5 separate regions of the Homo sapiens genome follow, and all the other regions are linked to region 3. The links are chromatin loops, found by intact Hi-C in ENCODE. Cell type or tissue: PC-3. All regions are shown on one strand. Links, peaks and the distances in the headings refer to the core of each region. The heading gives the core; the rest is flanking DNA. Region 1 has its middle 110 kb from the start of LINC01776. Region 2 overlaps DPYD (dihydropyrimidine dehydrogenase). Region 3 has its middle 190 kb from the start of SNX7-DT. Region 4 holds the start of MIR137HG (MIR137 host gene). Region 5 has its middle 120 kb from the start of LINC01776.

Region 1 (6,328 bases), core at 452-5,451, 140 kb after region 3:
TGGTGACAGTCTAGCCATCATCTCGCATGAGTGTTCATTTCACAGAGGAGTAAACTGGGGCACAAGAGGTGCAGGTCGCTGGTCCACAGTCATGCCGCACGTCAGTGGCAGAGGCCAAGTGAAATCCTGATTCTTCCCAGGGCTCTTGCTCTTCACCAGTGGTTCCCAGTGTTTCCAAGCATGAGGGTTCTTTCTTGATGTTAAAACTTTTGAAAAGAGATTTCTGGTTAAAAATGATAGCTAAAGGACATTTGTTTATCCCATTTCCCTAACAAAATTCCTGTAAAAAATCTAAAGATATGAATCCATATTATCTCCAGAAAAGAAAGAAGCCATCAATGGATAAGAAAATTTTACCAAATTCTGGAAAACAGTGGTTTAAAAAATGACTGCTGATGCATCAAGGACAAAAAAAAATCATAGACTATAACTGAGTGCTTTATTTTTTTTATTAGTAGCCCTATCAATAAGAATATTTTAAATACACCCTTTCTTGTATATATATACACATATGAACATATATGTATATCTACAAAATGTGTATTTTTAAATTACTTGGCTTTCTAAGCAATAAAATACATTGTTTTCTTTATCAGTTAGACTGGAGTGCAGTGGCACAGTCATAGCTCACTGTAACTGCTAATTCCTGAGCTCAAGCAATATTCCCGCCTCAGGCTCCTAAGTAGCTGGAACTACAGGCATGTGCCACCATGCCTGGTTAATTTTTAAATTTTTTTCTAGAGACAGTGTCTCACTATGTTGCCCAAGCTAGTCTCAAACTCCTGGCCCCAAGCCATCCTCCTGCCTCAGCCTCACAAAGCTCTGGGAATACAAGCATGAGTCACCATGCCCAGCCCCTTGTTTTGACAAAAAATAAAAAGTACATCAAAAGAAAAAGGCAGCATTTTAAAACCGAGCAATCACGTATAATGGAAATTACATTTTTACTTTAGAGTGACTAAGTGCCCAAAAAAGTAGTTTAAATTCGGGAATGTTTTTAAACAAATTTCTAATTTATCAATCAATTAGTATCTGCATACATATGAAACATAGTACATATATATGAAGTGTCATTTTTTCAGTATATAAGTACTGTTTGATATCTATCTGGATGATCAGACCCCTTGAAGTCACGGTGTTTGGGGAACTACCACTACAGACTATTCTTTCCATCTGCTAGGGAGTTTAATGACTAACAGGTTGAATCCAGTTAAGATTAGAAAATAACGGAACAGCAAGATTCTTCTTGTCAAAACATGATACCTGAACAAACGAAGACATTATTTCTTTGTGGGACTCATTGCCAATAGAAGATTTACTTACTCTACAGCAGATTTGAGCATTTGAAAAAGAAGGAAGAAGGGAAGGAGTCATGAGGCAGAAAGTTTATTTACCTATGGAAAGAGAAGTAGAGTTGAATAACAAATCAATGCATTTGAACATTGCAAAAGCCTCCTTAAAATCATACTTAAGCGATTGGGCTCAACTGATACCAACTCAGGCCTGATTCCTTTTCCTAAATAATTCAAATAATTGATTTTTTAACTTTTATTTATGTATATTTTCATAATTTTAGTTATTTAGGTAATTTCAGAATAACATTGCCTTCAGTCTCCATTTTCTTCTCAGAAACAATGGCAGACCTGTTCCACTAATGAGTACATCATAGGCAGCATTCCCATTTTCTCCAGACACTTTCAGTCAGTCCCAACCTTTTCTACACCCTGTGTGTAAGGGACATTTATCCAGAACCTCCAGCAGCAGTACTGGCTTCACTGAAATTACACTTTGCAATTATTGTATTTTCACTATTTTGTAATGACATTAAGTTTATCTTGATAGCTTTCAGAACTTGAAAGTCTTAATTCAAATAAAATGACTAAAATGGCTTGATTCTATATTCAAGCCAAAATTAAGACTTCTTTTCCCAAAAACAGAAAATCCCTCTAATACAGAGAAATTTGTATTCCTTTCCTCTGGAGCAACTCAGAGTTACTATTATCTTAACTTCTTTAAAAGCACATTTCTGTCTCTCATTCACTTTCTCTTTCTCTTTATTTTCTCTTTTTGTTTGTATGTCTCTGTCACTCTCTCCTCTCTTACTGTCTTAATTTTGTATCCCTCAAAATTTCAAGATGAGGTATGAGGTTCTATGATCATGATGGAACTTTGAATAACATTTTTGTGACAGTCGTGATTATACCTATCTTAACCAATAGTCTTGTAATGAGCAGATAGATTTCTATGTAAGTATAATTCATAAATAAAGAAAATAGGTACACTCAATCTCTCTTTATTAGACTTAAAGAATAAGTTGCTTATAGTCAGACCAATAGATTAAGAAAAATCATTTTAAGGAACAACTCAGTGAGCTAAATTAAAGCAGCATAGACTTCTTAGAAAAAGGTATGATTTCAGCAAAAATTTTATCCTTGTACATGACACTTGTCAACAAAAATGAAGATGAGTAGTATTGAACACAAGCCATTGTGAACATAGCAATAAGTATTATACTACTAATAATCATGCGACTTTTCTGCAAAATGTTGGAAACACGTTACTTTCATTTATGATCAGTCAAGTCAGTAACAGACAAGTCTGTTACAGGGATTTTGCCTGATACCATTGTGGGGGCTAAACACTTTCCGTAAGGCTGCTGTCTTTGTGTCTGCTGCTTGGGCATGAAGTCCAGAGGGCAGACAGTGAAAAAGAGAACATGATGTAATACAAGGATATTAAGAAAGAGCTGGAACCCACAGGCATGAACTGAAACTCCTCAGAACAGAGCAAAACCACATTTATTGGCTTTGGTGGTATGGGTGACCTGCAGAAGCAAAGGCCCTTCATCATGGTGCTATAGAATTGGTCCAAAAGTTGGAGAAGCTGAAGGAAAGTTTAGAGGAAAGTTGAACAGTTGCAGGCTCAGCTGCTGCCTCATTCCAAGGTGGTGAATCAGCAGATAAGCGACAAGGCGTGTGAACCACAAAATAGCTGAGACTTCCTTCCTGCCTTCCAAATCTTGCAAGAATTTCTCCGTGGCCCACCCTCACCAGAAATGTAATTCAGCCTAGCCAAAGTGGCATGTTACAAAGCCACCACAGTTTGTATATGGGTCATTCTTGGAATTACCGTTTTCTTTACCCCTACTTCCAATCAAATACATTTCTATCAAGTCTACCTCCAAAGCATGTTTTGAATTCATCTTTTCTTTTCCATCTCTACTTCTACTTTCTAGCAAAAGCCTCCATTTTCCCCCATCTGGACTCTGCATTGTTTAATCTTTCTGTCTTCATTCACTCTTGCAGGTCTCCAACCATTCTCATAAAAGCAATTATGCCTCTGCCCTCTTCAAGGTCTATCAAATCTCATTTCCTATAAAATCAAATCCAAATTTCATGACAACACAATGCCCAACATGATCTCACCCCAGCCTCATCTCAGGACACTCCCTCTCCAGTCACACTGGTTTCCTCTTGCTTCATTCCTGAAACCCTGTAAGCACATTTCTGCTTCAGGCCTTGGCACATATAGTTTGCTCTATCTGGAATCATATTTCCTCAGATTTCTATTATGCTAGCTGCCTTTAATCATTTGGAAATGCCACATTCTCAGAAAAGTATTCTCTGAACACACAATTAAAATGGGTGTCCCCCTCCAATTCTCCAAGTGTTTTTTCTCAAAGCACCATGCTTTTTCATTCATAACATTATCATAGTTCAGAAATATATAATTATTTGTATCCATTTTTAAAATACCTGTTCCTGCCTTCCCCCACTAGATTATACATTTTTATAAGGCCGGGGCAATAACTTTTCTGTCTACCACTACATACCTAGAGACTAACTCAGTACTTGGCATCAAGTAGTCAATAATGTATGTGGAATGCATGATTGAATGTGGCATTTCTGGATTGCATGAATTTATACCAAATAATCAGCTTAATTTCAGAAGCAAGAAAAAACAGAGAAGAGATATATTTACAGTTGTAATAGGAACAGCAGGGATTATTTCAGAGACTTATGGCATATCCAGTAAATTATTATGTTATATTAAACTGATTTTTTTTTTTAAATCATGTGGAAACAGAGAAACTACTTAGGATATGACGTTAAATTAAAAACCAGGGTAAAATATATTTAACATGATTACAACCAGTTTGTAAAAAGATAGATGGGAAAGCAAGGGAAAGGAAATGCATTGATATGTTAGTATTGCTTTACTGAGATTGCAAGATTATGATTGTCTCTTGCCCCTGTTTTTTAAATTTTCTGTGACAAGGCAAAAATGGAAATCCCTGACTTTTTTCATATTGAAAGACTATTTTTTTAAAAGCTGTTGTCAGTTCACAGTAAAATTGAGAGGAAGGCTCAGAGAGTTTCCATGTACCCTTTGCCCCCACATATGCATAGCCTACTCTATTATCAACATCTCCTGTGCATTTGTTATAATTGATAAAATTATATTGACACATCAGAATGACCCAAGTCAAAAGTTTGTATTAGCAAACATTTGTTATAATTGATAAAATTATATTGACACATCAGAATCACCCAGGTCAAAAGTTTGTATTAGTGTTTGCTTTTGGTGTCCATTCTATGGCTTTGAGCAAATGTATAATAACATGTATCCATCATTACAGTATCATACAGATGCTGTATTTTCACTGCCCTGAAAATCTTCTGTGCTCTGCTGATTCACACCGTCCCCCCACCCCCCACTGCCTCCCTCCTGGCAACCACTGATCTTTTTACTGTATTCATAGTTTTGCCTTTTCCAGAATGTCACATAGTTGGATTATATAGTATGAAGCTCTTTTTGGTTGGCTTCTTTCACTAATAATATGCATTTAAGGTCTTCCATGTCTTTTCATGGCCTAATAGATATTATTTCTTTTTAGCACTGAGTAATGCTCCATTGTCTGGATGTACCACAGTTAATTTATCCATTTATATACTGCAAGACATCTTGCTTCTTCCAAGTTTTGGCAATTATGAACATAGCTCTTAAAACAATAAAGTGCAGGTTTTGTGTGGACATTAGTTTTAAACTTTTTGGGTAAATACCAAACAGCTGATCATATGGTAAGAGTATCTTCAGTTTTATAAGAAACAACCAAATTGTCTTCCCAAGTGTCTGTACTACTTTGCATTCCCACCATTAATGAATGAGAGTTCCTGTTGCTCTACATCACCAGCATTTGGTGTTGTCAGTCTTCCAAATTTGGGGGATTCTAAGAGGTATTTAATAGTATCTTACTATTGCTTTAATTTGCATTTCCCTAATGACATATGATGTGGAACATATTTTCATATGGTTATTTGCCATCTGTATATCTTCTTTGGTGAGGTATCTGTTAAAGTCTTTGGCTTACTTTCACATTGGGTTGTTTGTTTTTTATTGTTGAGCTTTATGAAATCTTTGTGTTTTTGAATAACAGTCCTTTATTAGAAGCACCTTATGTAATTACAGTGACATACAACATAATGATGTTTCAGTCAATGACAGACTGCATATAAAACAGTCGTCCCATAAAGTTATAATGGAGTGGAAAAATATCTATTGTCCAGTGACATTATGGTCATCAATAGTGCAATGCATTATATCATAATGCAATGCATTACTCATATGCTGGTGTAAACAAACCTACTTCTAGTCATATAAAAGTATATATAGCACATACCACTTCTCTCATTGACTTACAATTTTACTGTACATTTTTATGTTTAGATTCATTTAGATACATAAATACTTACCATTGTGTTACAGTTGCCTACGGTGCAGTAACTTCTGTACAGGTTTGTAGCACAGAGGCAATAGTCTATAATATACAGGCTAAGTATGTGGTAAGCTGTATCATTAGGTTCATGTAAGTACACTCTATGATGTGGGCACAACAACGTAATCACCTAACGACACATTTCTCAGAATGTTTCCCCATTGTCAAGTGATACCTGACTGTATTATCTTCCAACCTGTGGCTTGACTTCTCATTCTCTTGACATCTTTCATAGAGCAGAAGCTTTTAATTTTAATGAAATCCATCTTATTAATTCTTCCTTTCATGGATTATACCTTTGGTATTGTTTCTAAAAAGTCATCACCATATCCATGTTCATCTAGGTTTTCTCCTCTGTTGTCTTCTAGGTGTGTTATAGTTTTACATTGTATATTTAGGTCTATGATCGATTTTGATTTAATTTTTGTGAAAGATGTAAGGTCTGTGGCCAGATTCTCTCTTTTTTCTTTTTCTATTTCTTTCTTTGTTTCTTTTTTCGTTTTTTGTTTGTTTGTTTGTTTGGTTTTGGTTTTTCATCCAGCAGCATTTGTG
Region 2 (6,328 bases), core at 427-5,426, 650 kb after region 3:
AATAGATATGCTAATTACCTTGATTTGATCATTACACAATCTAATATGTATTGAAACATCACACTGTATCCAATAAATATGTGCAACTATTATGTGCCAATTAAAAACAAACTTATTTTAAAAAACTTATGCAAATGGGGACAATCACAAAATTAAAAGACATCAATGTACTATATTGCCATATGTATGACAGATTTTAAAAATTGGGAACTCAGTAGATAATTGGCAAACTATGATTAAGTAACCCTTGGAAATATTCAACTCTAATGGCAAACAAAAAGTGTAAATTTCACAAAAAATACACCAATCTCTTGCTTATTGCTGCTAATGCAGTTTGGTGGGAAGTTTTTGAGTGCTAGAGATGGAATAGCGAGACAGCCATTCTCACAGATGGCTAGAGATGGAATGGTGAGACAGCCATTCTCACATTCTCAGAGGATTGAAAATTACTGCTGCATTTAAGGAAAGGATTGTGTCACTAAGTATTAAGAGACTTAAAACAAACATACTTTTTTTTGTATTAATTTACCTTCTAGGAATATATTATGCAGAAGCCATAGAAATTATGCATAATATGAATGTGATACTCAAATTATGGAATATAACCCTGAACAAATTTTACAGGAACTAATTGTCTACCATTAAGACAATAGACAAGGCAATTATATGTATATAACATAAATATATATAAATGTATATATTACATATAAATATATATTATTTATATATTCATATTTAGAATTTTACAATATTTATAAATTTATAAAGTATATAAAATCTGTGTATATATACAGATATATAATATATTTATATTTACAGATATATACACAGATTTACATATATTTAAAATAAATCTGTGTGTGTGTATATATATATAGAGAGAGAGAGAGAAACAAAATTGCTTGTAGAATATTATCTCAACTGAATATAAAAAATGCAGAGAAAAAATAGGAATGAAATGTGGCTATTACATCTGGCTGGTTGGCGTAAAGATAATTTTTTGAGGCGTATGCTTTTCCATTCTATATTTTCTGTAATGGGAATATATTATGAATAATTAGAAAAACAGTGAAGGAAAAATGGAGAAAACTAAAAATATGAAATAAATACTGGAATCAATAGTAAGAATCAGATTTGAGACTCCAACTGTAATTTTAGGTAAATTAATTATTTTACTCTTACTTTTTTGTAAAATGGGATTTAAAATCTCCTAGGATTTATATGAGGAACTAGGATATAGAGGAGAGAATGCTTTGTAATTTATGAAAATTAATAAAAATAAGATATAAAATATAATGTTTGTATACATTTTTCCTTTTAATGTTGTATGTGCTTACAAGAATTACATGTGTAATGTATAAATAATGGAATTCAATGGAGAAGTTCACTGCAGTCTTAGCATATAGAATACTAGAAGCTGTATATCTTGTCCAACTTCTACATAGTCTATTGTAGTGCCATGGGTGTGGAAATCTTATACAGCATTTCTGAAAATGATAATCAAAGAAAAAGCATTTTAAGGACAGGAAAAAAGTGCATCATCTCTAGGTCAAATCTCTGGTTTATAGTATGATAATGAATTTAGAGGTAAAATTCTCAACTTCTTTTCATCATATTCTTTCTTTATCTTGGTTGATTCAACTCTGTAATCATGCCAAAGGGATTTGATTTCTTTACTATCATATTCTGTACCTATTTTAGCCCCTGTGATAAATCCTGAACAGTAAAGGGAAGGATGGGGCCACTTTTAACATTGTGTTGTATTTTTTTTTTTTTTTTTTTGAGGTGGAGTTTCAGTCTTGTTGTCCAGGCTGGAGTGCATTGTTGCGGTCTCGGCTCACTGCAACTTCCGCCTCCCAGGTTGAAGAGATTCTCCTGCCTCAGCCTCCCAAGTAGCTGGGATTACAGGCATGTGCCACCATGCCTGGCTAATTTGTGTATTTTTATTAGAGATGGGGCTTCACCATGTTGGTAAGGCTGCTCTCGAACTCCTGACCTCAGGTGATCTGCCCTCCTCGGCCTCCAATGTGTTGTCTTTTTGTCCCTTTTCAGTCTCACAGGCAGTAGAGGGCTATGGGTAATAGATATATGCAATTGGAAGGTACTTGAATTGAATAACTTGAGAAAAGGTGACGTCAGATTCTGAAAAAGAAGAGGTACATATAGAATATACTCATTAATAAAAAAAATAAAAATACTATTGGGAGTTTTTTACAGTGTATTTCTTAATACACATAAAATATAGATTGTTAATAGATTTATGAGTATATCTCTATGGCAAGAATACAAATTATTTTTGGAGTGCCAACATTGCCATTAGGCATTGTTTTATTTGCAGAGCGAAGTCTATTCAGTGAGATCTGTTATATTTACATTAGTACTATAAAGATGAACTACCAGTACAGAATGTCTCTGAAATGTATTCTTTTTCGCTTGGCTTTATCACGTGTTAAGAATTTTGTCACTAGATGGTGATGTTGAGTTGCACAGTTTATCTGTGCTGGCTTTTTTACTGGTGTGTGTATACTATTTGTAGGTGCATCATAAACAGCCATTTATACAGAGTTAAATATAAAAGTATAGCCATGTAAACTTGGAAAGTAGCTTTTAAGAGGTCTAACATTTCTAAATATTATTTGAGTCAAAAGGTTAAAATTGCTTTAATGTCATTGTTTCTTTACCTTCAACTCAAGGACTTTTAGAGGTGGAAGCAATATAAATAGCAATCTAACTTTTTATTGAAAGGCTGAGGTCCGAAAAGAGATACCAAGACATTTAAAAGAGGTAGTTTTTCAGCTTTTCAGGTATGTCCCGTCTGTGTGTATTAGCCTAATGTATGTCTTTAATTTCACTCCTCTGTTAGTATTCAGTAGTACTGGTGTTGACTACCATCTGACCTAAGGGTTGTGTTACTACTGGAACCTAGGTATTATTTTAGCTGTTTATGATTTGGGTTATGTTAATATTGCATCTGTTGCTAAATATAATGGTTGAATTACACTGATACTTTAACTGATACTTCTACATGAACCATGACTCCGAGGAAGCTGTGATTAGTAAACCATGAACCGAGTAATTTTGTTCCTCTGAATAAGATTTAAAGATAATAATATGGCCATTATTCTACTTTATCTTATTCTTAGAGATTTGTGTGTGTGCATGTGTATGCATATTTCTATATGTGGTATGTATTATATAGATATTACATGTGTGTATATGTATGGATATATTTCTCTATAAAATCTCCTCTTTGCAGTCAAGGAAAACTTGCACTGTGACAGCATTTGGAGTTTGGACTTCCCTTGCCTTTCAGGTGTATTCATTAGGATTACAAAGATTTAAGGAAATTTTATGGAATTCTTTTAAAATAGTTAAAAATGGAAGAGTGGAAGGACAAGGCATGCTAAGTATTTGAGATTAGCAAATTGATTAAGTAGTTTACAAAGTAAATATAAAGCTATGAGGGAAAAATCAAAGTGGCATTGAAGAAGAATATAAAATAAATAAAATGAGAAAGTATTAACAAAATACTTCCAGTGAAATTAGCAGGTTGTTTAATAGTATGGAAAGTAAATAATTTTTTAAACATTCTGAAAATGTTATGTAATGATGGAAGTAGTAATACATGATTTAACGTTTGTAACTTTTTTTTAATTTTCAAAGTGTTGAAAAACAAATTCCTTTATAATCAGAAATGCCCATGTATAAGGGTATATTTTAACTACTTGAAAAGTTTGAGCAGTGAGATTGGATTCAGAAGCAATGTTTCAACTCTTTTCTATTTTAATCATTTCTAAAATTCTATCTTAATTATGTTTTTCCAAGTTTTCTATCACTAAATAGATCAGCAGGAACCTCCTGAAAGCCCTACTCCCCAAATCAGCAGAGAAGAGTATTCTCTTGTCTTCTATGCACAGAGAACATGTTATCTTTATCATTTCTATTACAGAAAAACACATATTTCACCATGTCCAGAGCAGGTTCTTTGATTTGGTTTATGCCACCTAACACATGAGGAAGTCAATCAGGATGAGTACTTTCAGATTTTTTTGAAATCAAAAGACAAAAGTGCATGATTACTTTACATAATCATGCACCTGCCCTAATAAATATCATTGAAATACAGGTCAGAAAATATATGTAATTAGTCTTATGTAATTTTTGTAATGTATGTGATTAATTTCGTGTACCTTGAGTAATATGAATGTATGTATATGTCTTTATACACCTATATACACAGGCACACACATGGATACACACATTTGGTAATTTATATAATTAGTTTCATGTACATTTTGTAATATGAATGTGTGTATATGTCTTTATACACATATATACACATGCACACACACGGATACACACATTTGGTATTATCTGTTTGCCATGTAAATTAGGAATATTACTTCCATTCATTCACTTTAGGAGTGAGTGAAAGCAAGATTTGACACTCAGTTTCCAATCTCACTGCTCAAATGGCCCAAATATAATTTAATTGGGGAAATAGAAGAAAACAATTATATTAGCTGTTACCAGTGTTTAGTAAAATCAACCATATGGTCGGCAACAATGCTTCTGGATTATTTATGGATTTGTTATTAACTGTCATTTATAAATACAGAATTCTTTCAATTTAGAATCTTTTCCTTCACTTTAAACTTGAATTAGAATTCAAAGGTGAGAAATATTGATTACATAATTATCAAGTACAAATCTGGTGAAACAGTAGAAAAAATGAAATCAGTTAATAGGCTAACACAATTAATTGTTATTAATTATTTATTTATGAAATACATTATAATACTCATTAATCTAAGCATTGGTTTGTTCCACCTGGTGCCTAGTAGGTACTAGGTGACATTTGTTCAAACATAGTATTTGCAGAAAATATCAAATTAATATTGCAAGTGATAGTTTGATATTTTTGGAAAGATAAAACCAGAAAAGAAATATGTACCATTGATATACAGAATGTATCTGTTTGAAACAACAGCATTGGCAACAGCAACATGAGTAAGAAGCTCTGAGCCAAGCAAGGTCAGGAAAAAACTGCATTTTCCCCTTAGTATCAAAAGATTGTATATTAAGGACTAGGAAAGAAGGGATGCAGCTTTTGTTTTGCTACCAAAGAAAAGTGCAGAGCTAAGTCGTTACTCTAGAATGCTTATCATTTTAGATACAGACTTTGAATGAGCAGCTAATAGCTAAAATTATTTAGGAGATAAAAATTGGTACTGTGAGGATTAGCTTTAATTTTAAGTATCCATAATTGAAGTGCCACATTATGATTTTAATGTTATGATAATCTTGTTAACAAGCTGTTGTGTATATACTATCATATTTTAATGTAGTTGCAAAGCTTAAGTAAACCTTAAAGTAAATTGCTTTTTGAATCAGGCTTTTACAAGTGGAAAATTAGTGGTTTACATGTTTTGAATAAGTATTTTGTAATTATATTTGTCATTTTCTACAACTAAAGAAGACTAATAGAATAGATTTACAGATAATATTGTTTATAAGCACGTTGGCATTTTTTATTACTCGTTCTAATTATTTGGTATATATGTCACAATATACTATAATAAAATAGCTGGCCCTATGTTTTTTTGTAAGTCATCTCTTCTGGAAGATAGACATTGACATTTAGTTATAATATTTCTCATTTCTCATATATCAGCTTGTTCCATTTAGAAGATAATTAATACAATTTCTTATCCAGCATTTCTACAGGTTATTATGATGTGTACTAAATACCTTCCATTGAAGGTATTTGTGTTTATTTTATTTTGGGGAAAAAAGTCTCCCATTCTGACAAGTTGTTTTTAAAAAATGTGTTGCCTCTTTTGAAAATCGAGTAGAAGTAAGGAAACATTTTATTGTAAAAGGCCAGATAGCATGTATTTTTAGCTTTCTGGGCTACATAATTTCTGTCACAACTATTCAATTGTGCTGATGTTGTACAAAGGCATCTGTAGACCATATGTGAATGCATAGGTGTGGCTGTGTTGATGTGGCTGTGTTCCAATAAAATTTTATTTATAAAGACAGGCAGCCATCTGGATTTAGCCCTTGTGTTGTAGTTTGCAGACCCCTGGTTGAGAGCAAACATGACTTAAGTCCATTAGAAGAAATTTCAAATAATGTTTGGAGAAATATATTAAGAATTTGTGATTTTCTCTGATAGATTAATACAAATACTATGAAGTCCTTCCAATTTTATCAATGAACATGACTATATAACATTACTGAGGTGCCCTATCTACTAATTTCTAGGCTGTTCTTTGAAATTGAATAAGTCACATTTCCTGGATTACTCTTTCAAGTAATTAGT
Region 3 (6,328 bases), core at 776-5,775:
TCGCACCACTGCATTTCAGCCTGGGCAACAGAGAGAGAGAGTCTGTCTCTTTTAAAAAATCAAGTTAGTCTGTCTTATGGAATCAGAATGGCCGTGGTCAGTGGAAATGGAAAAAAAAAACCCAAAGAAATATAATTTGATTATAAAACCTTACTTGAATCAAGAACCAATGAGGTAAAGATATGAAAGTTAACAAATTCTTAATGTTATATCAAAGTTTTATATAAGTAATTCAATTAAGAAAACATCAGGGAATATAACAGGTGAATTACTAAAAATAATGTAAAAATCTCCATGATATTAGGCAACTGGTATAAACTAATGTATAAAGTTTTTCACTTTTTAAAAATGTATTTACCTGTTTCCTAGTAGTAGAAGGTAGCATTATTAATTATATATTAATATTTCAGAAATAGAACAAAACAGGGAGAAATAATTTGAGCAGCAAAACAATATTTTATGAGAATAACACTTTTAAATATTTTTAGAAAGTGTTCATATTACTGATCTGGCTTTCCAAAGAGTCTATGATTCAAAAATGAACTAGATGAGTGCCTTAAAATTTATGAGACTTCTGGCTCCCCAGTAGTTAGTGTCTTGTTAAGACATCAAGAATCTAGTTTGCCTCTTCTGAGTGTAGATCACTAGGTTGTGCTACTTATCTGTTGAGTGATATTTACTGAAGGGACAGATATTGGAAATGATTTTTCTGAGAAACTTAATATTTTCATAGAAATCAAACAAATTCCATTTACCTACAGTGAAAGGTTGGCATCAACAGTGTTGGCTTCTAGTTATTACTAAAATATCCATGGAAAACAAAAGGAGAAATGGGCAAGGATGTCACAGGTGTCATTTACTTCCTCTTAATTGTACATCTACTCTACAAAGACCTTCATTAGGAATCTGTTCTCCAGGATTTATTACAAAATATTCTGCTACAGGTAGGGGAATCTCTCAATTCCTGGACTATTCATATGATAAATGAGCATGAACCTCTCTGTGACATGTCTATTATCAAAGTGAACTGTTATGTAAATCTTGCATTGCCATTTAATTTCTCATTCATGTAGTTTTATCTCTTCAACTGGATTGTAAGATTTGGGAAGGTCACAGAACATTATCCAATTTTCTATCCCACTCACGATGCTTTTCAGTCTCTAATAAGAACTCAATAGTTATTGACTTCCTATTGGGAAAAGATTCAGCCAAAAATACCAAACCTGAGCACTGCCTATCAGCTGCCAGTTCAATTCTGTGACTTGCCAATTTAATTTTGAGTGAGTATAAAGTAACTTATTATGCAAAATGAAAAACTGGGTAAATTTGAAAAGAATATTTCTTCCTCTGATGCCATCAAAATTCAAGATTTTCTTTCTCCCCAAAAGGCCCAAATAACTTGCACACTTCTACTACATTAAGATCCAAGTGTTGCAATTAAAAAACAGCATTTCAAATAAGCCCACCCTATACATATACTTTAAAATATGTTATTTCCACTTATGGTAGGTTTATATTACAAAGAATTAGCGAATTTTACAAGCAAATTATGTACTAATCAGTGTAAATATTCTGTCTTGAAATACCAACGTCCTAATTTTGAATTAACAGTCAATAAAAATTACATCCAGAAAGCAGATGGAATTTCTACTTAATTTGCTTGTATCACACTGTTAAAAAAAATAAAGGTAAAAGCACAGTATTTGGAAAAAGCTGAGTATTTTCTGTTTACTGAGGAAATAGTAGTTATTTCAAATAATTGCTAAGATTTGCTACATCTTTACTTCAAATTGGTGAATTACTTTAACAACTAAATGTTTTCTTAATAATATGGAGGAATACACAGGCAAGAAGATCCTTTAGTATACCACTATAGTATTGTGTCATTTTTTTCTAAATTATCTATTATACTATATCATGTTAGGTATTCCATCCTAACAATATTTTAAACATCTTAAACAAAGAGGAAAAAAAATATATTGTCAAATCAAAGGGAGAAATATTTAGTAGCATCTGTTTTACAGCATCAAGCATCACTTGAATATTTTCAAACCAAATAATATAATACTATCAAAGATATCAAATTGGCATAAAACATTCTGTTTAGAAAAACTGAAACATACAACTAGAACTCGATACTTAAAAAACAGAAACTTTGTACCTATTAATAGCTTTAATATTCCTTTTCCTCCCACTTTCTCTGTAACAAAAAGAACCCTAAAACAACACTTTACCTTTGAGTAGTTTCAAAATGCAAAGCAAGGGCATGGGCCTGTAGGTGTTAATCGCTGCTTAGTTGATGTGAGAAAATTCACACGATATTATACCGGGGTTTTAAAAATGAGTGTCCATATTTATTTTGATGAAATGCTAAAAAGCTTTATTTTTCATCTTTCCAGTGAATGCAATATTTCCTTATTTTTTCAATAAAAAATGCAGGGAATCAGCAACATTATTAAATAGATTGCAGTGCCCATTATATATCTCCAGCATTTGATTTGTTGGGGAAAAATTAAAGCTAACTGGCTTTGATGACACAGAAATTTAATACTCAAAATGAATGACATTTAATGTTTTTATAAGAAAAGATGCCTTTTTAAAAAATGTGTTTCAAAGGAGATATCTCTTCTACACAAATATACAAAAAAGGTACTAGAAAAATGGCAAAGCTGTGGAGGTGAGACCACAGAACTCCCATATACTTCCTTTGTTTTGTCATTGTTGATGTAGCCACTAGTCATTTAGATTTAAAGACTGGAACTCTGCTCAATAATCTTCCAGCTCCAACTTTCTCTTCCTAATGCCATACATATACTGACATCTACCTTTTATAGTAATTTTGTTATTTTCTTTTGTTCTTCTTTGCCTTCTTAAGAAATGTGATCTTAAAATTATTTTTTTCTGCAGACACAAGTTCTCAGTTCCTTTACTATTCTGGTAAAATATGAATTGAAATGATGGCCTGGACTAGAAATAATTATTTAAATTGCTTTAGTTTCAGAGAATTGAAAAAGATAAAGCATATTTTCATTTAAGGATAGTTCATTTTAAATAAGCTTCTTCAGGAATCTTAGTTACAACTTGCCTGACCAGTGTCCACTAGATGACACTGTTGTATAAGCACAATAATGAGTGGTGATCGCTTTGACAATAACTAATTTATCATATATATATATATTTAGATATTGTCAGCGTCTCTCTTTCTAGATGAAACTGGCTTAGCATTTTTAATTGGATATGGCTGATAGCTACAACTTCACATCATTTATGGTAAAGTTATCCTAAGAGGTTAAAATGCAATGTAAAAAAAGAAGCATGTATTTCACAGCATTCATACTTTTGCAAAAGAAAAATCTTTTCGAAATCTATATATTTCACAGTTAAAATAGATTTCATTATGAATTTTAAATTGTGCCATCTTAAATCGAGTGACAATGATTGTACTGACAACGTTGGTTATCAAGTAGTATTTTGTCAGTAATATATATATTTTTTTCTTTCTCTCTCCCCTTCCTGGCGTCCTCCCTCCCTTCTTGTCTTTTCAGTTCTCTCTTTCTTCTCTCCTTGATTTTGGATTGAGAGCCGTTCTAGTGCAGTGCCAAAATCAGGGGAAGAATCAATTGCCTTAAGCTAACAGACCCTGTGCCGCATTGTTGCCAAGCTGGGAAACTTTAGCCTGGAAAACTCACAGAAAAACAGACACAATCATGATGTGCCTGTACACATGGAGCCATATAAGGAAACTTTGACTACTTGGAACTGTATACTACAGATTTCTAGACATAGACATTTTGAGATAAAATCTACCACTTGGAAATATCATGTAGATTATTGAGATTTTCCTCAATAATAGTATTCCTTTGTAGGATTTCTTCCTTTCTCATTCTTCTATTAATGCTCAAAAATCACTGTTAAATTAAGCTTGTTTGCTGTTATTTCAATTTAAAAAGAACAGTGAAGTAAAAACATCCATGCTCCCTTCTATAGATTACATACACTAATCTCATGCTGTTTACCTGAAAAATCTTGAGGAGGAGCCAAGCCTAAAAGAGAATTACTCTAAGCACAAGGGGTGATTGAAATGTTTTATGGCATGTGGCATATCTCAGAGGGAAGTGACAGACATGTCACCTTATTTTTTATTTTTTAAGCCAGACATGCTAATGCTAGAGAAGTGGAGATGCCTTATACTTCAGTGAGAAGCCCACTGCACACAGGAATATCTACACCCCAGCAGAATATGCCACACACTTTTATTGCTGAGTTTTTGCTAGACAATGTTTTGTCAATACAACTCACAAACAGAACTCTCAGATCATGCCATTGTATTTATGGCAAGGTACAGAAAAGAGTAGAAAAGGGATTCGCATCCTCAAATTTGTTTTCAAAAACATGGACATCACGTTTAAACACCTGAACAGTCTCTTCATGGGCGGAAGGTGGGAATTCAGATCAGATGAACTTTGCATATACTTAGTTTCTCTTTTTTCATATCTCACAGTCTCTGCTTTCTTCTGCCTTCTTCTTCTTCTTTCCTCCTCCTCCTCCTCCTCCTTCTTCTTCTTCCTTCTCCTCCTCCTTATCTCTCTCTGTGTGTGTGTGTGTGTGTGTGTGTGCATGTGCGTGTGCTTATTTACCAAAAGGAAACTTTAACTGAAAGCTAAAATGTTGCAGATAGAAGAAATTTTATATGCCAGTTCTCTCGTTCTGGGCATACCATATAATCCAATTGAGTCTTAAATTTCCCAGTACCTAATTTTGCATAGGTTGTTATGAAGATTAAGTGAGATCATAATATCTGTGATATTTACATCAAGTTTTTGATATATAGTAGGTATGCAGGAAATACTACCTATGGAAGCTTCCTAAATTGATTGAGAGAGAGAGAGAGAGAACTTTCAAGGGAGGTGGGTGTTAGAAAAAAATTCTATCTATTCAATAGTGGCCCATGAGATGACATTGCTTCAGGCCCAGAGAGAAAGCAAAGGCATAAAGAGAGGAGTAAAAGAAAACAGAAAGTGCCATCAAGATGGGGAGAAGAGAATGTGGAAATGGTGTTACAGGAAAAACTGAGAATGAAAAAGAAATAATATTTTATTGAGTCAAAGAAATGGTAAAAGAATTACCATAATTTGAGTAAACTTTGGGTGCTAAGCACTTTCTATATATTCTCTCATTTAATTCTCACAAAACTCTTGGAAAGAAGTTTTATGAACATGTATTTTTCCTAGTGGAGGAAACTGGGGCTCAAAGAGTTCAGGTAACATGTTCAAGGTACCCTTTGCTCCTAAGTGGAAAAGGCTGTTTAAATTCCAAAGCACTTTCCAAGGCTATTAGACCATCTCCTCTCCCTGTGCTTTACAGACAGAGCAAACAGGACTCCAATTTCCATATCCCTGCAATTAAGGCCTGATAAATACCATGTTTGGAAATTTTACTTGAACACTTAGAGTGCATTTTCCTCTAGGAATAAAATATTTAATGCTAGCTAGTGTTTCAACCTAACTATCAAAGCTTATTGAATTCAAAATGTAGCTGATCTATAAATTACAAAAACTCTATTCTACAGTCCTACAAGAGAGTCTACAGAAAACAATGCCTTCTTAATCCTAAATTTGAAAGTTAAGCCTGGGCACAGTGGTTCACGCCTGTAATCTCAGCACTTTGGGAGGTTGAGACAGGCAGATCATGAGGTCAGGAGATCCAGACCATCCTGGCCAACATGGTGAAACCCTGTCTCTACTAAAAATACAAACATTAGCTGGGCATGGTGGCACGTGCCTGTAAACCCAGCTACTCCAGAGGCTGAGGCAGGAGAATCACTTGAACCCGGCAGGCAGAGCTTGCAGTGAGCTGAGACAGAGTCACAGCACTCCAGCCTGGCGACAGAGGGAGACTCCGTCTCAAAAAAAAAAAAAAAAAAAAATTAAGAAAGAAAGTTAAGGCCATGCTACTCTTTATCATAGCAGTTAGAAGCCACTTCTGTATCTTTGTCTTATGGGTAGATTTAATATATGTGAAGGTGAAAATGAAGGATAGGTTCCCCAAACTAGAGGATGTTGTAGTAGCCATTATTATGCATTGCTATCTGAGAGCTGTTTGTAAGGTGAGTGACCATGTATGTGATGGACAATCAATGCATGTTTTAGCAGATATGTAAGTGTATGTCTCTAAGTCTGAGAAGCTCACTCAAATGCACAGATACACATATATGTATATAGACCCGATAATAGCTCAGTGTCCCTCCTGAGATCTGAGATATACAAGGCTTGGCATTTGCCCCTTTTCCAGCATGCCTGAACATGCCTGAAATATGAAATATGGATCT
Region 4 (6,328 bases), core at 915-5,914, 420 kb after region 3:
TATATGTGTGTGTGTGAGAGAGAGAGAGAGAGAGATTTTGATGCTTGGAAAACATATTCTAAAAAGCGGCCATAATTTCTTTTTCAGGGGGGCCCCTTTTGGCTCCTTCAGACCTCAGCCCAGAGAACCAGAGAAGGGTCAGAGACGCACGAGGGAGAGGCTGAACTCACACTTACCTTTGACCAGTAGAAGAGGTGAGAGTGGGGTTTGGCGCTTTGTTTGTTTTTGTTTTGTTTTCTGTTGCTTTTAGCACGCCCCCAGCGCCAGGGCACTGGAGGGTGGAGGCGGGTCCGGGCTGGGCAGAGCCCGCGGGGCGGAGGGGACCGAGCGGGCCGCCGCGCCTGCCGCGTCCGGCCAGCAGGGGGCTCCGGCGCTCTTCTCCGGGCGTATTGGGCTCAGCCCGCGCGGCCCGGACCTCGGGCAGGGCAGGGGATCTGGAGAAGGGAGGACCAGGGGAGGAGGGCGAGAGCTTGAGAGAGACAAACGGGGGTGAGCCGCACAGCGGGGTTCCCCAAGAGCCAGCGGAGCCTTCTCGGAGCTGCTTAAGACCTGACAAATCCTGGAGGAGCCAGGCGTTTTCGTGAACGGGGTCTGAGCCTCCGCCTTACCAAGGCTCCCGAGTCCCGCGGGGCCGTCTTGCTCCGGCCTCCAGCCCGGGGCGCCCTTGGCCCGACGGGCAGCCGTCCTTGCGAGGGCGTTAGGGAGTGAGCCGTGGTCTCTGGCCCAAACTCGGGAGGACAGCAGAGAGCTCGGCCAGGGCTGCGGGGAGAGCGATGACTCCCACGCCCCCGCGTCCGCACCAACCGCGCCTCGCGCTTCTGGAGCCGCAAAGCTCAGGCCCACTTAGAGAGGCAACGATTTGTCTATGGATGTCCTGTGTAACCACACCTTTGCTTTGGCTTCCTTTCCTCGATCTGAAATCCAAGGTGGTGGTTGATTTTTTCGCTCTCCTACTCTCCCAGAGGAGGCCCCGGTCCGAGCCAGCGCTGGCGGGCTGCGGCTGCTGAAACTAGAGTTCCTGTGGCCAGAATGGTGCCCCTTGCCCGCTCCAGGGCTTCAGAGAAGAGCGAGCCCGGCCCGGGGCTAGGGTGTCCGGCCTGCCCCGCGAAGGCGCGCTGGGCCTGGAGACTTTGCGCTCTTCACTTCGCCAGACGAGAGTTTAGCCCGGGGCCCGTCCGCGACACCTGGCCTCCGGCGGTTTTCGGGACCCTCTCTCAAAACTGCGCGAGCGCCGAGATCACTCTGGTATTAGCTCCCTTTAGATGAGGAAGGCATTGTATCTTTCTAAGGGGGTCTCTCAGACCTAAGTTATTTTGGTCTGCAGTGGTAGTAATGGCCTTGAATTTGTTTAAACTTACTGCCCACGACACCCTCTCCCCAAATCCCCCTACACCCACACAGTACGCTCCATCACGGCCACCACCACTCCCACTCCATTTGCATTTGAAAACCTCTGGAAACATAAGCGCTTTCAGGATGAACTCTCTCTCTCTCTCTCACTCTCTCTCTCTCTCACTGTCTCTCTCTCTCTCTCTCTCTCTCACACACACACACACACACACACACACACACACACAGCCCGCCAAGTGGAAACTGAGTTGAGTCATAGGATGCATATGAATAGGATTGGATGGTCCTTTGCTTCTGCGGATAAGAATGTTTAATAACCCAGGATTCCGGGCAATAACAGCATTACAGGGTTTCTAGAACTCTGTTCTGATCCTTTAGAAATTGTTAGAACAATAGTAATGATAGTAGGAGGAGAAGTAGGACTATGTTTTTCAAGGCACTTGCAAGCAATCTGCTACATCGTTTATGGGAGAACTTAAAAATATTCCCCTTGATTAAGACTCACAGGTCAAATATCATCTCTCTTTTCTGCATGCTAATTAAAAGCAACTCTGTTCTTAGGTATTTGACAGTCATTTGAATCAAGATACTTGAAAATTTCTGACTCAATAGCAATGTGCTTCAGTACACACAATCAAGTATAATCATATATATGTGAGATATGACTTTGAAGAGGAGATGACTTTTTTAAAAAAAAGACGCATACTCAAAGACAACTAGAAATGGCTGCTGCAGGCAACCAGTCACTGCTCTGACTACAACATATTTGTGCAATTAATAGTCTCACAACCTAGTCCAAATCCCCTCTTTACTTGGAGCAGGAGTGTTAATGAACTGTAGATGCAAAGCTCTTAATGTATAGATGTAGTGTCCTCTTGAAATTTAACAAGCTTTGAAAATGTAATAAAACAGAGATAAGTATTCAGGTTATTTTTAGTTTGTGTTGGCTTGTTGTGTTTTTAATATTGTTTAAAATATGACACAGTTATCCTCAGTTCCTATCCCATATGTCCATTCTGGAGGATCCAGAAAACATATCAGTAGTTAGGGTAACAAAAAATCCTCCAAAAAAGACCCAAGTTTTGCCAGTAAACTTTAAGTCTTTATTGAGCATTTCATAATAGCTTTAAAAAAACAAAGTGCGGTTCATGTTTCTAGCTACTTTCATACAATGTTGAAATAATACTATAATTTGACTAGGTAAGATTCTTATTGATTGCTAATTTGGTGTTAGAATTGATTATATTTCACATAATGATATCCCACTGCTCAATGAGATGAATATTTATGTAATAGGGAAATACCATTGCTGGTTTCTTTACAACTCAGTGTGAATAGCCACATCGTTGACTTCCAAAGAATAAAAGAATCTTTCCATAAACCTTCTGAAGTCGTTTCTATAAACTTGCTCCACTTTCTAATATTGTGAAAGAGTTGATGTAATTTAATTTCTATTCTGTCAATTATAAATTTATTTCATCTTGGCAAGGTGCCCTATTTGGAAAAGTTGATTGTGGGAAAGGATGATAGTATAGCAGGAATATGGAGGTTGAAATAATGTTTAATTTTATAATCAAGATAAATGGTGTAATTGACCTCATCATATCAGGAGCAGGGAGAATCTGAAATGGTTTGATTTGCACACACTTCATTGAGTCTACCAAAAGCATACTGATATCAAATTGCCCAGGGCTATATATTTATTATGAGAATTCATAATTCCAATCCTGTTACATATGTTTTTTTTTTAATTTTGCTGGATCTTATGGAATAAGGATAAGGGAAGATGAAGAAAACTATACTAAATGTGTCAAAATGCTCCTTGTATCACAACAAAGTGGATGGTTTACTCAATGCAGCTAAATTCTCAGAAGAAAAACTGAAGTCACATCTTTAAAGAGCATTTTTCTTAATGTACTACCTATCTGTAAATAAATAGTTTAAACCATAATGAAAGCAAACTTAAAAAGTTGACTCTAGTTAAATATTGGGAGAGACTGAGTAACTTGTGTACCATCAATTTCCTGAGGACTTGGCCAAATTCTGCCTGCACTTTCAGCCTAACCTGCAGGGGGCAATAGCTTGACACGAATGACAACAAAGGCTGCTGAACTATTAGACTTGAATATCTGACTATGACCCTGGAATGTTGTGTAGGTTGGAAAGAGTGCTTAATTAATGTATATTGAAACAAAAGATCAGGTAAATTGTTTGATTTGTCTTCAAGCTATATTTTTAGACTAATTTAATTCATAACTGTTAGGTTTTTTTTTCCTTAAAGAGATTATCAAAGTTTTAGGAGACACATTCATCTTTAGAATTTTCCTGAACACTAATTGTTTACTACAGAATTTATGTAATGTATGTTACCAAAGAAAAGACAGCAGAATCAAAGTGACCATAGTTTTCAGTGTTCAAATGGATGACAAAAATCAGAGGAAATATGGAATTTTGAGATATATTTAATAAAAGATAGTCACATATCTAGATAATAAACCCTATTTCAATATTTTTTAAACCTATAACTATAAATGGGTGGGGGGCAGTCATCCCATTGTTTGCAATATGTCTTCTTTCCATGTATCAAACATTATTTTTTAAAACTGGTTTAAACTTAAAATCACGATCAACAATTAGTGAGTTATCTCTTTTATTGCTATATATTTTTCTATTACAAGTGGAATAGAATTTATTGGCTATCGATAATCCACACTCTCTTTCCCTCCTTCTCGGTATTTCCACTCCCTCCCCCATCCCTATATTTCCCCATCAACTGATCTGGGAAGACTGGAAACAGACCAAAAGGGGTTTTGGCTAGAGAGAGTAATTACAGAATTAGAAAGGAAAACTCTTCTCATCTCCTCACTGCAATCATACTTAATGTTCATTATGTCAATTTTAAATGATACAAAATGCCTTCCCCAAAAGGCATCCTGGTTTTAAGAAGTCAAAAGGGTACCTGGCATTAAACAACCTTGAATCAATCCTGGTGGGATTAACTGGACTGAGTTTCTGTATACTGCACATGCTATGGATCTACTTTGATCACAGTAAGGAAAAAAATGAGAATAGATTTTTTTTTTAAAGAATTGCTGCACAGGAGTGTTCCGTTTCTTTTATATGGCAGAGTTTGATCTTGATAAAAACCTTTTAAAACATCCTTTTCCCCCCACTATGGTAAAGAGATCATATCTGTTTTTGCTTTTCTTTAAGAAAAGAAAATGGGGATTGCTTACACGGGGAAAGAAAATTTTATTCTCCAACACCCCCTCCCATTCTACTAAACCATTTTAGTCGACATATGTTTGTTATCAGAGAGAGGTGCTGTGAACACACAGCCATTTTCTTAGCAGCTTTTTGACTGTATGTTACCATAGTCCCACAAGGCATTGGTCCTTTCCCATTGGGAAGTCATGAATAAGAGACTATGAAGCTTGCACGTCAGATCTTCCTCAATTAATCCACCATTAGCATGTTTGGGATCCACTACTGGATGGTTAACAGCAGCTTTTGTAACTGTACGCCGACCATATCGAATTATGCTCTGCTAAAAATGAACTCTTTGCAGACCAACCCTCTCGGCTGTCAGTGTTTTCCGTTTTCCTATTTTAACGTTTGTGTATAGTGGCAGGCGACAGATGGTGTAGATCAGATCGATTTGATTGCATTAGATGATTTTTTCCCTTCCCCACTCCTTTCTGGAAGCTCGCATCAGCTGAAGGCTATCGCCTGGGACTCCTCGGAAGCATGAGCAAGCCGCCACCACGCGAAGGCACTGGGGCACAGCCAGCGCGAGGCGCCGAGGTCCCTTCCCAAGGCTTGTTAACACTGTAACCCGGCACTCGGAGAGAAGAAGCAGCTCACACTGCCCAGAGCCTACCTCACTGCACATCAGATGACTCCCTGGCTTCTACACACAGTTGGAGTTCCGCTTGAAACCTGGATTTAGAGGGTAAGCACTTCAATCGAGATGGATTTGTGACAGTTACTTTGCCATACAGCAAGACAAATCTCAGCAAACGTAAAGGATGTAGGATGTATGGCAGAGGCAGACTATGTTTACATCGAAAAATGTGTTTCTTTTTGTCTGAGAACGAGAGTATTATTCAGTAAAGATGTGTATACTCTTTTTCCATTGACTGTAAGAGTCGACTACCACCCTCCTCCCGATTTTTTCTCTCTCCTTGGTGTTTCCCCCTTTCTACTTGAGAGGGAAGGAGAGAGGGAGAGGGAGGGAGTCAAGGGGGAAGAGAAAGAGGGAGAAGGGGGGGAGAGAGAGAGAGAGAGAGAGAGAGGCATTTCAGCTTTAGCTTAATTGGCTTATTTCCTCAAACCCATTGCTTTGTCGCGTTTCTTTATGTATTTTTGGTTGCAAATTGCGAAGCGATTAACTGGGATGGGTGTTGGAGTATGGGGGATAGCATAGGAAAGTACTGGGAACCGTCAATCAGTCGCGGTGGCCTTGAGAGATCAAAAGGTGCTGAAAGCCCCCTGCCCGCAAAACACACCTCTAGTTATTGGGGCGCGAGAGAAATGTAGATTCTAATAAACATGGCTTGCAGGAGTCGATGAACAAAGGTACTTAATGCGGACCTAAGCCTCCGCTGATATTGTTCCGCTAGCAGTATCTAAATATTCAAAAGCGAAGTGTAAGTTGATCAACAAACGCCCTGATGGTATTGGGCTTTTTCCCTTTTTTGTTTTTGTGTGGAGGGTGGAGAAGGGGGGGAGGGTGGATGGGTGGGGGAAATCCGACAGCTTAAGGAGGCTTGAATTGAATATGCACCCAGCGGCAGTGGTCTCGTAGGAAATGGTGTTCTCGTAAGTCAGGCTGCCCCGCTCAAGCACGAGAGAGCTTTGGTTAGAGCTCAGAGCGTCAGTTCTGCTGCGAGTGCTGCCGGCAGTCGGCCCGGGTTGAGCTGTCCATTCGTCCAGGTGCTGAAGCTGGTGGAACATTGGGTAGGTAGGGAAAAGGCTG
Region 5 (6,328 bases), core at 627-5,626, 140 kb after region 3:
GATTAAGTTTGGCCCTGATGTGCTCAGCTTGCTGCTGAGTGATCACTGGGTGGTCAGGGATGCCCAGAGCACAGTGTGCACTCAGAATTGGTGAATCGGTACTGACTGTTCTGGAACATCTGGCCCAGCCTAATGGTGAGGACCCCTCAGAAGCTGTGTCTTTTCAACCCTCCAGATATGCTGATCAAATGAATTACTACTACTACTACTAATATGTGTTAAATATAATGTATTTCATAATGAATATTTTATATAATTAAGTATACATGAAGACACTTTTAAAAATTATAAGGCATTACATGCAAGTTATAGTTCAGGAAAAAGATGAAAAAAGAGAGAGAGAAATGAACATTTCCCATTATTTCATATAGTTCTTATAACAGCCCTCAATAATAACGCTATTTTACACTTAAGGAAATACATATAAATGTTTAAGAAAAATTTTCTCACTAATATCCTAAAGTTGTTTAATACACTTCTCTATGATGCCAAGATTAAATAAATCACTAAGGTATGAAACTTGGGCAGAATATTCTTTAATGAAGATACTCCTTACTGACTTTAGATTGATGTTGTCCCAATCAAGGAAAAACTGCATTCAGCAGCTGCACTTCCTCAGTTGTAGGAGAATACTCATAATACTCAGAACCTATGCAACATGACAGGATAAATCTTAGTTGTTAAAACCATGATCAGATTCAGACACAATTGGGTTCAAATCCTCTTCCTGCCATTTACTGAGTGTGTGACCTAAGGCAATTTACTTAATGTCTCAGAGCCCCATTTGCTTCATCAATTGAAGGAATTTGTCAGAGGCTGTTGTGTAGATGAAGTGACAGATGCAAGTTAAGTGCTCAGCATAGGTCTGGCAGGTTGTAAGCCATCTCGGAATGTTATCATTTGTCCTGTCATTTGTCCTGTTTTTATTACATAACCCCTATGAGCCCCTTTACCATTTACGGGAAGTTGAAATTCCAGGAGAGTTAAAATACCCCTTTATACGGGTGTTTTATGCTTATGGAGTTTTATCCCTTTCTCTTAGGTGTTATCCCCTTTGCTCCACTTCCACTCATATACCATGCCTTTCTCTTTGCTCTCTCTAATCAGGCTTTCTGCTTAGCACTGGGGGAAATAGTGATGAAGAAGGCAAAGTGCCTGCCCCGATGACTGCAAAGTTTAGTGTGTCAGAGCAGAAGACATCAGTGACTAACTGACACAAAAGTGCTATGGGGGCCCAGAGAAGGAACAAAGAAAGATAATTACCTTAGCTGGGGTGGGTGAGGGACAGTTTGACATAGGAAGCAAAGCACAGTGTGTACCTGTGGTTGCAGGTGAGGATAATTACCTTAGCTGCGGTGGGTGAGGGACAGTTTGGCATAGGAAGCAAAGCACAGCCTGTACCTGTGGTTGCAGGTGAGGCTAGTGAGACACCTCGAGGGCAAAGGATGGAGGCATAATAAACATCGAGAATCTGGACTTCCCCCTGAAAGAAATGAGGCCTTAAAGATGTGGGGAGGGAGAGGATGTGAGGGAAAGGGAAGAGTAGAAGACAACTCTCAAGAGGGAGGCTAGAGTCGCAGAGGAGAGGGGTGCCAGGCTTGATCTAGAGGTACACATGGAGGAGCAGATTTAGGGAAAGAAAACGACTTCAGTTTGGAGCACACTTGTTTAGAGGTTTGTAAGGATGTTGAATGGTTCTTTTTTTCCACCTAAAAATGAAATTTGAGATGTGGACCTGTTTATTAGCTTCCCAGGGCTGCCATAATAAAGGACCTCAAACCAGGTGGCTTAAAACAAGTTTATTTTCTCACAGTTTTAGAGGCTAGAAGCCCAACAACAATGTGTTGGCAGGGCCATATTCCCTTTGGCTCTAGAGAAGAATCCTGCCTTACCTTTTCCTAATTTTTCGTAGTTGTCATAAATCCTAGGTGTTCCTGGGCTGGTAGATGGGTCACTCCATTCTCTGCCTCTAACTTCACCTGACTTTCTCCTCCCCTATATCTTTATGTCTGAATTTATCCTGCAAAGACTCTATTTTCAAATGAGATCACATTCACAGCTTCCAGTGAATATGAATTTTGAGTGAACACTATTCCACCCAGCACAACCCCTAACAAGGGTAAAAGAGAGGTGGCATCCCATTTACGAGGGTGTTATCAGTAGTTGATGGGCTTTAGGGAAGCCTGCCATTGATCCAAGGAAACCATGCACACCACCTGGGCAAGACCATCACTTGGTGAAGGCCACCAGAAGCACAGAGAACAGAATGAGCAAGAGTCTGCCCAGTAGCTTAAACAAAAAAATCTCATCCTCCTGTGTCCACCCTCCCTGCCCAGACCTGGTAGTGCTTAGGAAAAGAGGTGTCCCAGGGATCTACATAAACCCCTGGAAGTGAGAGGGCTGGCCAAAGCCACTCTCCCCACTTAAAAACAATGAAGAAGAGAGTTTGAATTAAATATGGAATTAAGGTTGTAAACTAGACTGGACTACATTTTAATAATTGACAGTGGCTGAAAAGCTCTGGAATCTTCCCGGATGTTATGAGATTCAACATAGTAAGGTTGGATATTACTAAGGCAGTTATCGGAAAACAAAATTCATATCTATACCTTAATATATGGATAGAGGGCCCTTTGATCATCTGATGACAGGCATTTGTGAGATGTCTAATTAGGCTGAGATGTCACAATGAAGGTGTAGCCAAAGGTGTTAACAGAACTCGTGAGAATAGAGGAAGATACCGCAATAAGGTGATCTAATCCAGCGTGTCTGCTAGGCAGGACAACACCTAAATGTACTCACAGAGAGAATTTCACACCAAATGAAAATAAGAAAAGTTCTCATGTTCTGGAAGCCAAAGCAAGCCCCAGAGGACTTGTACTACACTGACCTCCTTCTCTAGCTCTGCCTTTTCCTTGTCTTTTTACCATCTGCAAAGGAATTTAAGTTTTACACAATAATATTCTTTTTTTCCTCAAAGCATTTTCTTTCTCCAATCAGGTCACGATAGTTTCTGGCACAGATCGTTCATCCTTTTAAAAATACCCAGTGCCACTTTTCAAATAGCTAACCACACCCTGCTGCCAGTCAACCACATTCCCTGAAGATGCCCACTATATGCAGAGCAGGATATTAAAAGCCAAACAAGCAAACTGAAAAATGAAAAAGGAATATTAGAGTTGATCAACATGAGGAAACTTTATTAGCCACAATTTCAATCCCCTCTGATCTGAATAGGTATTCCAAACATATTGTGTGAACTGGGGTTCACCATAAGGTACATTTTTTAAAGTCTGCTTTTCCAGTATTATCATACCAGCTGGAGTTACTTATTTCATTCCAGCTCAGTGGGAATCTACAGGCTGCATAAAAATACATTAAGGAATATTTATAAGATGGCAAACAGGACCAAATGTATCGGAAAGAATAATATTGTGCATTGCTCATTACAAACATGATTATTTTGTGTATGTAACGGATGTGTTGTTAAAGCACAGTGGGTTGTTTGAAGTTTACAAGTTTGTTATGGATTGATTTATTCATGAAATGCTTTGTTTCTATGACAACTTTATTGGTTTGCCTGTGGTCTAAATACATATAGGCATGGCAGGAATTCCACGGTACAAAACAAATTACACAGTCACCCCTGAATCACTTGCTGCCTTTAGGGAGTGTAGCAAAAGGATTTCCAACCAGGGCAGACATCACCATTCCCAGAGCCAGCATTAGAGAGATCACATAATAAAGGAGAAAAAGGCTTTTTAAAAAGAACAACTTAAAAGTCTCCAACAGCCTCCAAGTCTGTTATAGAAGGAAAGATTGAAATGAGCAACGAAATGCCCAACATAAGATAAGAGAAATACAATCTACCCACAATGCATGAGGGTTTTATTTAAGAAAAACACTGATCAAAGGCCCATATTTCCTGCTATAAATAATACCCCTTGAAGAATACCATTAATATTCACAACAGTTGTGTAACTACAAAAGAAACTGAGAATTGTTGTTTAGAGAAAATAATAGTGGATTTTGGAAGATAAAAGGAAAAGGTGGAAAAGAAAAAAAGACAGAAAAAAAGATATTTACTGTGGACCAAAGATCATTATTCAGTGAAACTTAAGTCAGGGAAATCATGCCTAAGGGGACCTAGACCTTGTGAAAGCTAGAAAAAAGAAAGTGGAATCCAAATTATATTCCTCATATTACCCCTGAAATGCATCCCCATGTATGCATGGGAGGAAAAATTAAAATGAGAAGGATTATTTAGAATAAAATTATTGCTCTTCATAAATTTAAAGAATCTCATGCTACATCATGAAAGTAGCCTTAAATATGGGGGCACAGTGATGATTTCAGTGAAAAACACATATGAAGCAAGATATATTTTCCCCAAATCTCTGTTACATGTTTTTGTAAAATCTCCTTCAATTTTTCTGCTCTTCTTTTTGTTTTCATGAACTTTTGTTGTGTGTTGATAAATGTCAAAGATCGATTATGTGGTATATGATGACATACAAAACTTAGAATTTCAGTTCCTCTTTCAATTCCCACTAAAGGGCTGGATTAGACAGCCATGCGTCCATCATGGTACCCAGCCATCACACCATGGCAGATTAAGTCAGAGGTGAACATCTGACCTAGGAAAATCAATCCATTCCCTTGCCAACAACTAATTCATTTCTTTCAGTAAATTGCATATTTAGAAAATAGTAGAGGAGAGGAGTACAAAATGAAAGGTCACGTCAAGTGAGGTTTGGAGCAGCCATTGTCAGCCATGACGCACCAACGTCATTCTCTAGAGAAAGGTAGAAACAATGAAGCAGAGGGACCCAAAGAAGATCAATCGCATCGGCCACTAAAGAGGTGAGGTGAAATGGAGCAGGTAGACGTCTCAGTCCCTGGGGGCTCTAGCTCCCAAGAGACGTGGTTATAACTTATTTCTCTGAGGATATCATACCTTAACAACAAATTGTTCATTTGAGCTAACTTGAGGAAATTTCCACTGCAACTAAAGAGCCTTTATTAAACTGTATAATCAGAGCTTGTCATTTCTAACCATGGTTAATTCATCTTTTCAACTGAAATTTGCTACTTAAGGAAAGCTATATCAACTATTGATATGGCGTAGGTACAGAGTTCTGGTAACTAACTGAAAAAAAAAAAAAACTGAAGCATACCCTAGATATTATCAGTCCATTGCTTGGATAAAACTAGCCTAATTTCTTGGTGGTCCAGTTGGTCTAAGCACCAATCAGCAGTAAAATTTCAGGCCAATATTGGTGGCAAGCAACTCTGCAGCAACAAAGCAATGTTGTATATATCTTATATACTACACAGGACATAATTGTCTTTATTTGCTGCATTTGATAGTGTCCAGTTCGATAAATTTGGAATATGGAACACCCTAGAAAGCATCTCTTCCTTAAAAAAATTAAAATTAAAACAAGTGCACAGTTGTATAGTTTACAAAAACTGCCCTTGTGTTAGTGAATCAAGACTATATTCACATACAATAGTTGAATGTTTCATATTTTGACTTTAGGCTTCAGGGTGTTTACTGTGATACTGTGAAGAACTTGCATAGCACCGTCCTACGAGGCGGCCACTGCCATGCAGTATTAGGAAACTGGCCCTTACATACTGTCATGTTTCTGTTGAATTCAAGCCTCTCCCAAATTTGAAAAGAAATCAGTAAACATGTTAATAACTATATCCCACCAAAGTCAGTTTCACAATTTGACTCAGAAACACAGAAAAAGAATGAGTAGACTTTCAAGTGCACTGAAAACTAAGTTTTTCTTGGGAAAATTTAGGTGCTATGGTTACTTAGTTATTCATACATCCTTTTAATAAAGGTTGTTTGAGGTCCTTTGATGTACAATACTGGGTCCCTCCTTGGAGACTACCCACCATCAGATAAGCCAGATAATTCACAAGTAAATAAAGCAATAGGATACTGACAGATGATGACAAATGCTGTGTAGGAAACCAGTGTGGGGCTGAGAAAGGTATAAATAGAGAGGAGGAGGAGATAAATGACTTTAGATAGAATAATTAGGAAGTGATTTTTAAGCTTAGCCCCAAAGAGCAAGAAGAATTTAGCCATGGGGTAAGAAAGTGGAAAGGGGCAGAAACTTTCTAAAATGGAAGGGAACAGTAAAAGGAGGTCTTGAGACAAGAAGGAGCTTGGTATGTTTAAAAACTAATAATGATAATAAAATTCACAGCTAACACTGTTCTAAGTGCTTTACTTCTGTTTGGTAACTTAACTGAGAGAGGACCAGTGTGGCTCCACATGGAAAGTTCTTAGTATTTATTGAATGAATAG

Evidence for each region. Peaks named below come from ENCODE experiments on the same cell type or tissue, not always from the same donor. Only the 100,000 strongest peaks of a DNase experiment are listed, where the experiment ranks them.
Region 1: it touches region 3 in a loop (5-fold over the local background); 8 of 110 quality-filtered maps call a loop at or near these places.
Region 2: it touches region 3 in a loop (5-fold over the local background); 10 of 110 quality-filtered maps call a loop at or near these places.
Region 4: it touches region 3 in a loop (10-fold over the local background); 26 of 110 quality-filtered maps call a loop at or near these places.
Region 5: a loop joins it to region 3, with 7 times the contacts of the local background. A loop is called at or near these places in 8 of 110 quality-filtered maps.

The regions. Positions count from the first base shown.
Region 1 is chr1:98,320,687-98,327,014 of GRCh38, reverse strand. No RefSeq gene overlaps it. Among named protein-coding and RNA genes, the nearest start is that of LINC01776, 110 kb to the right of the region's middle. RefSeq lists an enhancer at 2,336-3,535. In PC-3, for the core only: no CTCF peak of the experiment used is centred there; DNase peaks (open chromatin) are centred at 784, 2,894, 3,454 and 3,884; H3K4me3 peaks cover 1,431 bases; H3K27ac peaks cover 4,881 bases.
Region 2 is chr1:97,816,786-97,823,113 of GRCh38, reverse strand. The region is part of intron 3 of DPYD (dihydropyrimidine dehydrogenase); the gene reads left to right. Among named protein-coding and RNA genes, the nearest start is that of DPYD-AS2, 23 kb to the right of the region's middle. In PC-3, for the core only: a CTCF peak has its summit at 2,477 (motif pointing right); a DNase peak (open chromatin) is centred at 2,473.
Region 3 is chr1:98,465,091-98,471,418 of GRCh38, reverse strand. No RefSeq gene overlaps it. Among named protein-coding and RNA genes, the nearest start is that of SNX7-DT, 190 kb to the left of the region's middle. In PC-3, for the core only: a CTCF peak has its summit at 3,064 (motif pointing right); a DNase peak (open chromatin) is centred at 3,108; H3K27ac peaks cover 800 bases.
Region 4 is chr1:98,048,352-98,054,679 of GRCh38, reverse strand. It overlaps MIR137HG (MIR137 host gene), which reads left to right and starts at 4,987. Exons shown (of 5, transcript NR_046105.1): 1 at 4,987-5,302. It overlaps LOC124900404 (a long non-coding RNA gene), which reads right to left and starts at 301. Exons shown (of 2, transcript XR_007066241.1): 1 at 177-301. RefSeq lists a silencer at 200-459. In PC-3, for the core only: a CTCF peak has its summit at 3,422 (motif pointing right); DNase peaks (open chromatin) are centred at 1,599 and 3,409; H3K4me3 peaks cover 167 bases; H3K27ac peaks cover 842 bases.
Region 5 is chr1:98,328,648-98,334,975 of GRCh38, reverse strand. No RefSeq gene overlaps it. Among named protein-coding and RNA genes, the nearest start is that of LINC01776, 120 kb to the right of the region's middle. In PC-3, for the core only: no CTCF peak of the experiment used is centred there; a DNase peak (open chromatin) is centred at 3,615; H3K4me3 peaks cover 546 bases; H3K27ac peaks cover 3,977 bases.